Regions from separate parts of the Homo sapiens genome. Here region 2 is linked to region 1. A link is an interaction called in ENCODE POLR2A ChIA-PET data of the cell type or tissue named here. Cell type or tissue: IMR-90. All regions are shown on one strand.

Region 1 (4,000 bases):
GCCCAGCTACTTGAGAGGCTGAGGCAAGAGGATCATTTGAAGCCAGGAGTTTGAGACCAGCGTGGGCAAAATATTGAGACCCCATTTTTTTTTTTTGAGATGGAATCTCATTCTATCATCCAGGCTGGAGTGCAGTGGAGCGACCTCGGCTTGCTGCAACTCCTGCTGCCCAGGTTCAAGTGATTCTCCTGCCTCAGCCTCCAGAGTAACTGAGATTACAGGTGCCTGCCACTGCACCCGGCTAAATTTTTTTTGTATTTTTTAGTAGGGATGGGGTTTCACCATCTTGGCCAGGCTGGTCTTGAACTCCTGACCTTGTGATCCACCTGCCTCAGCCTCCCAAAGTGCTGGGATTACAGGCGTGAGCCACCGCACCCAGCCCCCATCTCTAAAAAAGAAAAAAAAAGATAAAAGATAAAAATGAGGGAGGGGGCGGGGCATGGTGACTCACGCCTGTAATCCCAGCACTTTGGGTGGTCGAGGTGGGAGGACTGCATGAGCCCAGGAGTTGGAGAGCATCCTAGGCAACATGGTTGAGACCCCGTCTCTACAAGAAATACAAAAATTAGGCCGGGCACGGTGGCTCACGCCTGTAATCCCAGCTACAGGCTGGGAGGCTGAGGCGGGTGGATCACCTGAGGTCAGGAGTTCGAAACCAGCCTGACCAACATGGAGAAAACCCGTCTCTACTAAAAATACACAATTAGCCGGGCGTGGTGGCGCATGCCCGTAATCCCAGCTACTGGGGAGGCTGAGGCAGGACAATCACTTGAACCCAGGAGGTGGAGGTTGTGGTGAGCTGAGATCACACCATCGCACTCCAGCCTGGGCAACAAGAGTGAAACTCCATTTCAAAAAAAAAAAAAAAAAGAAAGAAAGAAAGAAAAAAATTAGCCAGGTGTGGGGCCACCTGCCGTCCCAGCTACTCGGGAGGCTGAGGCAGGAGCATGAACTGAACCTGGGAGGTTGAGGTTGCAATGAGCTGTGTTCACACCGCTGCACTCCCTGTCTCAAAAAAAAAAAAAAAAAAAAAAAAAATGAGGGAGTGAGCTGTGGCTGCTGTGGCTCCCTGTGGGGGGCTGTCCTGATAGCGAGACTTGGAGTGTGTGAGCGGGAGTAAGAGCCAGGCATCCCATCATCCTGCATCTAGGGGCTCCAGGGCTCAAAGGCAGAGCCAGGCTCCTGCAGAGGGTCCCTCAAGGGCACAGGATGGAAATCTGGAAGCTCCAGCCTATCTTCGCCTTCCCGTCCTGTTCAAGGAAGAATGCAGCAAATTCTCTGGAATGTCCCTCCCTCAGTCTGCAAGAGGCACCCCAGTCTTTGATTATTTATTCACATGCCCCCTGCCCGGGATGGTTAACAAGAGCATCCCTCTTTCACGAGAGCACTGATTGGCCAGGGGCCTTTCTGCAGTCCTCGCCAGGAGTAGCACCCATGCCCACACCGCTGGGCAGGTTTTCTATACATAAAACCACTACGCTTGCACATGTGTAACACATCCGGCAAAAATGAACCCCAGCTCCGAGAACACAATTAGCGGGAGAAAGACCTGCCAACGACATAAAGGAAAACAGCTCAGACCCACGCCTGCCAAGGCTAATGAATCGCTTTAAAGAGACAGACAAAAAGGAAGAATAAAAGGGGGTTCTCCTGGCAGGGGTGGGGGGGCACAGAGCCCCCCAAACCCAGTCTGGACCTGTTTACAAGAATGCCCCGCCTGGCAGCAGGGGACAAATGATGAGAGGAACAGACAGGGAAAGAGGGGCTGTCCCACTGAACAAACCTACCCAGAGGGGAACAAGTTCCATGTCTGGCTTTGGGTGGTGGTGACATGGGTGTCCATAATTGTCAAAAGCATCAAACAGAACTAAGGCCTGGGCATGTGTGTGTACTGACTAAACAACAATTAAAATAAATAAGCGGCCAGGCATGATGGCTCACGTCTGTAATCCCAGCACTTTGGGAGGCCAAGGCTGGTGGATCACCTGAGGTCAGGAGTTTGAGACCAACCTGGCCAACATGGGTGAAACCCCGTCTCTACTAAAAATCCAAAAATTAGGCAGGCGTGGTGGCACGTGTCTATGATCCCAGCTACTCGGGAGGCTGAGGGAGGAGAATCGCTTGAACCCGGGAGGCGGAGGTTGCAGTGAGCTGAGATCACGCTACTGCACTCCAGCCTGGGGGACAGAGCAAGACTCAGTCTCAAAAAAAAATAATAAAATAAAGAAGCGATGCAGAGAATCAACACCAGAGGAGACACAGGAGGGGCCTAGAATCTCCAGACCCAACTCCTTCAGCCCTGGGTTAGGCCTGGTCTCCATTTCCTTCATGTAACTGCTTTTTGGGGAACAAAGGCAAGCACAGGGGGAGGGGGGGCAACTGGGGACTCCAGATTCTTCAACCAAAAGTCAGAGCTGTGTAGTGTCAAAGTGGCAGGTTGGGCTGGGCACAGTGACTCAGGCCTGTAATCCTAGATCTTTGGGAGGCCAAGGAGGGGAGGACTGCTTATGTCCAGGAGTTTGAGACCGGCCTGGACAACATACTAGAGAGCCCATCTCTATGTCTTTTTGTTTTTTTTTTTTTTTGAGACGGAGTTTTGCTCTTGTTGACCAGGCTGGAGTGCAGTTGTGTGATCTGTGGTCACCACAACCTCCATCTCCTGGGTTCAAGAGATTCTCCTGCCTCAGCCTCCAGAGTAACTGGGATTACAGGCATGCGCCACCATGCCTGGATAATTTTTGTGTTTTTAGTAGAGAAGGGGTCTCCACATTGGTCAGGCTGGTCTCGAACTCCTGACCTCAAGTGATCCGCCCACCTCGGCCTCCCAAAGTGCTGGGATTACAGGTGTGAGCCACTGCACCTGGCCCGTAATTAAAAAAACAAAAAACAAAAAACGAAAAAAAAAAAAAAAAACAGAGTCTCGCTCTGTCACCCAGGCCGGAGTGCAGTGGCATGATCTTGGCTCACTGCAACCTCCGCCTCCTGGGTTCAAGTGATTCTCCTGCCTCAGCCTCCCAAGTAGCTGGGATTACAGGCGCACACCACCGCGCCCAGCTAATTTTTGTATTTTTAGTAGAGATGGGGTTTCACCATGTTGGCCAGGCTGGTCTTGAACTCCTGACCTCAAGTGATTCACCTGCCTCAGCCTCCCAAAGTGCTGGGATTACAGGCGTGAGCCACCACTCCCAGCCAATTTTTTTAAAAAATTAGCCAGCCGTGGTGGCGCATACCTGTAGTCCCAGCTACTCAGGAGGCTAAGGCAGGAGGATTGCTTGAGCCCAGGATTTCAAGGCTAACAGTGAGCTATGATCGCACCACTGCACGCCGGCCTGAGGAACACAGCAAGACCCTGTCTCTTAAGCCAAACAAAGAAGTGGCAGGGCCGGCACCGTGGACTTTCTGGGCAGATCTGGAGGCTGCTGAGGGTCCGCCCTGCGCGATCCTTGAGACTGAAACGTGAAGCTCCCCAAGCAGTTCCCCAGAGTGAGATCAGGAAGCAGATCCAGAGGGTGCCGGAGAAGGCCCCTGGGACAGATAAACTACACCGGGGAAAGGGACTCCTCCTCAATCACTGGGGACGAGGGGGTCTTGGGCAGGATTCCCAGGGCTACTCTGTGTCCTACCTACCCCCACACCTGGACAACTTGGGATACATCTTCTCTTCCAGGCCACATAGCAGGCTCAGGAGACCAAGGATTCACCTATGTTGGGTGTGGGCCAATCCTCGAAAGCCCCCTCCATTTAATGGGAGGAAACTGGAGGGAGAACCACGGTTCCCTGGACAAGGTCCCAAGGTGAGGCTCCCATGTGTGCTAATCAGGACCGCCTGCAGCCTCTAACCCAGAGAGTGCTGGGAGGCCAGGGATAGCATTCCAGCCAGGAAAGGCAGAGAGTAGCAGGGCTGACCACAGACACCCTGCAGGCCCCTGGGTCCCCCTCCTTTGCAGCTCACCTCTCTCTGGCCAGGCCAGCCTCTCCCCTACCTCTCCTTAGCTGCCAT
Region 2 (4,000 bases), 330 kb before region 1:
ATCCCAGCACTTTGGGAGGCCGAGGCAGGTGGATCGCCTGAGGTCAGGAGTTCAAGAGCAGTCTGGCCAACATACTGAAACCCCGTCTCTACTAAAAATACAAAATAATAGCTGGGTGTGGTGGCGCGCACCTGTAGTCCCAGCTACTTGGGAGGCTGAGACAGGAGAATCACTTGAACCCGGGAGGTGGAGGTTGCAGTGAGCTGAGATTGTGCCACTGCACACCAGCCTGGGCAACAGAGTGAGACTCCATCTCAAAAAAAAAAAAGAAGAAAAGAAATTTTTTTAAAACAGGGCCTGGTGCGGTGGCTCACGCCTGTAATCCCAGCACTTGAGGAGGCTAAGGCAGGCAAACTGCTTGAGCCCACGAGTTTGAGACCAGCCTGGGCAGCATGGTAAAACCCCATCTCTACGAAAAATACAAAAATTACCTGAGCATGGTGGCACATGCTGGTAGTCCCAGCTATGGAAGTGGCTGAGGTGGATTGCCTGAGCCCAGGAGGTGGAGGTTGCAATGAGCCAAGATCATGCCACTGCTCTTCACCCTGGGCGACAGAATGAGAGAGACTCTGTTTCAAGAAAAAAAAAAAATTTTTTTTTTGGTAAGTGCTAAGAATTTAGAGGAAAAAGGCAATCTGTCTTTAAGCACAGGGGCCCGGAGGTGAGAAAGAGCACAAAGAAAGGGATGGGGCCAGCCCAGGTCCCCCCGAAAAGAGCAGAGTCAGCCTGGAACCCCAGTTCTCTGCACCCCCAGGGGAAAAAGGCCTTTGAACGCATCAACAGCCTCACATTCAAAAAATCTCTGGATATGAAGGCGCGGCTAGAGGAAGCCATTCTGGGTACCATCGGAGCTCGACAAGAAATGGTTCGGCGAAGTCGTGGTAAGAGGGTGACATACCCACGTGTCCCCATCCCACCAGCTGCTCCCACCTTGTGTCAAGGGGACCCCATGAAGGGGGCCATCCCTAGCTTACTTTCTGCCTCACTTTTCCTGGAGAGAAGTCCACAAATCATCACCGTACACATGCGCCTGTGCGTCCCCATCTGTCACTCGTGTTTGCCCCTGTGCGTCCACCCGGCAGGCTTCTGCTCCACCCAGTGCCCTCATGGGTCAGCCCACCTGAATATCTTCATGCCTGTGCATTTCTCCTGATGTTCACGTGTGCCCTGTGTTTTTACGCATCTGTGATCGTGCACCCACGCGTCTCAGAGAGGAGCCCGTTTGGGAATCCGGAGAATGTGCGCTGGCGGAAGAGCGTCACACACTGGAAGCAAACCTCAGACCGCGTGGACAAGTAGGTGTGGGCAGGAGGGTGTCTGCTGAGTTCAGAACAGTTTGGGCCGAGGCAGGAGGATTGCTTGAGTCCAGGAGTTCGAGACCAGCCTGGGCAACATAGTAAGACCCTCTCTACCAAAAATTTAAAAATTAGCCGGGCATGGGCCGGGCGCAGTGGCTCATGCCTGTAATCCCAGCACTTTGGGAGGCCGAGGCAGGCGGATCACAAGATCAGGAGATCGAGACCATCCTGGCTAACGGTGAAACCTTGTCTCTACTAAAAAATATATAAAAAATAAGCCAGGTGTGGTGGCAGGTGCCTGTAGTCCCAGCTACTAGCGAGGCTGAGGCAGGAGAATGGTGTGAACCCGGGAGGCGGAGCTTACAGTGAGCCGAGATCGCGCCACTGCACTCCAGCCTGGGTGACAGAGCGAGACTCCATCTCAAAAAAAAAAAAAAAAAATTAGCCAGGCATGGTGGCATGTGCCTGTGGTCCCAGCCACTCATGAGTCTGAGGTGGGAGAATGACTTGAGCCTGGGAGGTTGAGGCTGCAGTGAGCTGGTGATCACACCACTGCACTCCAGCCTGGGCAACAGAGCAAGACCCTGTCTCAGAAAACAAAAAAAACAAAAACAAAAAACAGAACAGCTTCCAGGGAGCCAGTGCCCCCTGGGCTGCCAGGGGAAGGAGAGAGCTCAGCCATGGAGTAGGATCTCACCCCGAGTGGGCCCCCAAGACCTCCTTTCCCCTTCCAGGACCAAGGATGAAATGGAACACGAGGCCTTGGTGGAAGGGAACCTGGCAACCGAGGCAAGCCTAGTGGTTCTGGACACACTGGAGATCATCGTGCAGGTAGGGCTTGATCCAGCATCTGCCTTGTGCTCTGAGCCCAACTGCAGTGCCCTGTGGTCTCTGACTCCATAATCCCTCTCCTTCCCTTTCCCCATAACCACCCTAGGCTCTAACACCTGGATTTCTGACCCCCTTCCCTCCAGACGGTGATGCTTTCAGAAGCCCGGGAGAGCGTCTTGGGGGCAGTGCTGAAGGTTGTGCTGTACAGCCTGGGCAGTGCCCAGAGTGCCCTCTTCTTGCAGCATGGCCTGGCCACCCAGAGGGCCCTTGTGTCCAAGGTGAGCACCACTCAACAACCATGATTCTTAGAAAAACAGTAGCAGCTCTAGGCTGAGCACAGTGGCTCATGCCTCTAATCCCAGCACTTTGGGAGGCTGAGGTGGGAGGATCGCTTGAGGCCAGGAGTTTGAGACCAACCTGGGCAACATAGTGAGGCCCCTGTCTCTACAAAAAAATTAAAAATTAGCTAGGACTAGGCACGGTGGCTCACACCTGTAATCCCAGCACTTTGGGAGGCTGAGGCAGGAAGATCATGTGAGCCTAGGAGTTCGAGACCAGCCTGGGCAACACGGTGAGACCCCATTTCTACAAAAAAATAAACTGAGTGTGGTGGCATGCACCTGTGGTCCTAGCTACTCGGAAGGCTGAGGATCACTTGAGCCCGGGAGGTCAAGCCTACAGTGAGCCATGATCGTGCCACTGGACTCCAGCCTGGGCAACACAGTGAGAGCCTGTCTCAAAAAAAAAAAAAAAAAATGTTAGCCAGAGAGGATGGCACACACCACCTGAGATCCCAGCTACTAGGGAGCTACTAGGGAGGCTGAGGCAGGAGGATGGCTTGAGCCTGGGAGTTCAAAGCTGCAGTGAGCTGTGATTGTGCCACTGCACTCCAGCCTGGGAGACAAGAGCAAAACTCCGTCTCAAAAAAAAAAAAAAAAAAGGAGCTCATTCATTGAGCACTTACTGTGTGCTCTGCAACTCCATGGAGCTGACTGCTTTGCCACAGTTTACAGTGGAAGGAAGGCAGAATCAGAGTGGCCAAGTCACTCACCTGGGGTCACACAGCAAGGGGCTTAAACCCAGGTCTGACTCCGAACCCAGTGGTACTTGGCCAAAGAGGACAGAACACAAACCCCTGCCCAAGCAGTCCTCATTTGGGCCAGTCCCCTTCTGAGCCAGAACGGGGAGGGGCTGGACAGTGTCTGTCTGGGTCCTTGGGGGCAGTTCCCGGAGCTGCTGTTCGAGGAGGACACGGAGCTGTGTGCCGACCTGTGCCTGAGGCTCCTACGACACTGTGGCAGCCGCATCAGCACCATCCGCACGCACGCCAGCGCCTCGCTGTACCTGCTCATGCGACAGAACTTCGAGATCGGCCACGTGAGTGGGGGCTAGGAGGCATGGTCCACACATGGCTCTGGTCAGGGTGGCCAGTGGGGTCTCAACCATACAGGGAGTGAGGGAGGGGGAGACAGTCATTGAGCATAATGAGCAGGAGGAGGGCTCAGAATGCAATTGGGGGTCAGGTGCCGTGGCTCATTCCTGTAATCCCAGCACTTTGGGAGGCTGAGGTGAGAGGATCACTTGAGGCCAGGAGTTTGAGGCTGCAGTGGGCCACGACTGTGCCACTGCACTCCAGCCTGAGCAAGAGTGAGACCTTGTCTCAATAAAAAAAAAAAAAAAAAAAAAAGGGCCAGGCACAGTGGCTCATGCCTGTAATCTCAGCACTTTGGGAAGCTGAGGCAGGTGGATCACTTGAAGTCAGGAGTTCGAGACCAGCCCAGCCAACATGATGGAACCCCGCATCTCTACTAAAAATACAAAAATTAGCTGGGCATGGTGGCGGGTGCCTGTAATCCCAGCTACTTGGAAGG

Evidence for each region. ChIA-PET counts read pairs that join two places held together with the same protein. Peaks named below come from ENCODE experiments on the same cell type or tissue, not always from the same donor. Only the 100,000 strongest peaks of a DNase experiment are listed, where the experiment ranks them.
Region 2: POLR2A ChIA-PET joins it to region 1 with 7 read pairs; 3 of 35 experiments call an interaction of 5 or more read pairs at or near these places.

What each region holds. Positions count from the first base shown.
Region 1 is chr19:10,882,927-10,886,926 of GRCh38, reverse strand. All of the region lies in intron 1 of CARM1 (coactivator associated arginine methyltransferase 1), which reads right to left. Among named protein-coding and RNA genes, the nearest start is that of CARM1, 13 kb to the right of the region's middle. RefSeq lists enhancers at 2,888-3,728, 3,729-4,000. In IMR-90, no CTCF peak of the experiment used is centred here; a DNase peak (open chromatin) is centred at 2,456; H3K27ac peaks cover 338 bases.
Region 2 is chr19:11,212,682-11,216,681 of GRCh38, reverse strand. It overlaps DOCK6 (dedicator of cytokinesis 6), which reads left to right. Exons shown (of 48, transcript NM_020812.4): 31 at 755-881; 32 at 1,211-1,295; 33 at 2,033-2,129; 34 at 2,273-2,407; 35 at 3,354-3,506. All of the region lies in intron 2 of DOCK6-AS1 (DOCK6 antisense RNA 1), which reads right to left. Among named protein-coding and RNA genes, the nearest start is that of DOCK6-AS1, 11 kb to the right of the region's middle. In IMR-90, no CTCF peak of the experiment used is centred here; no DNase peak of the experiment used is centred here.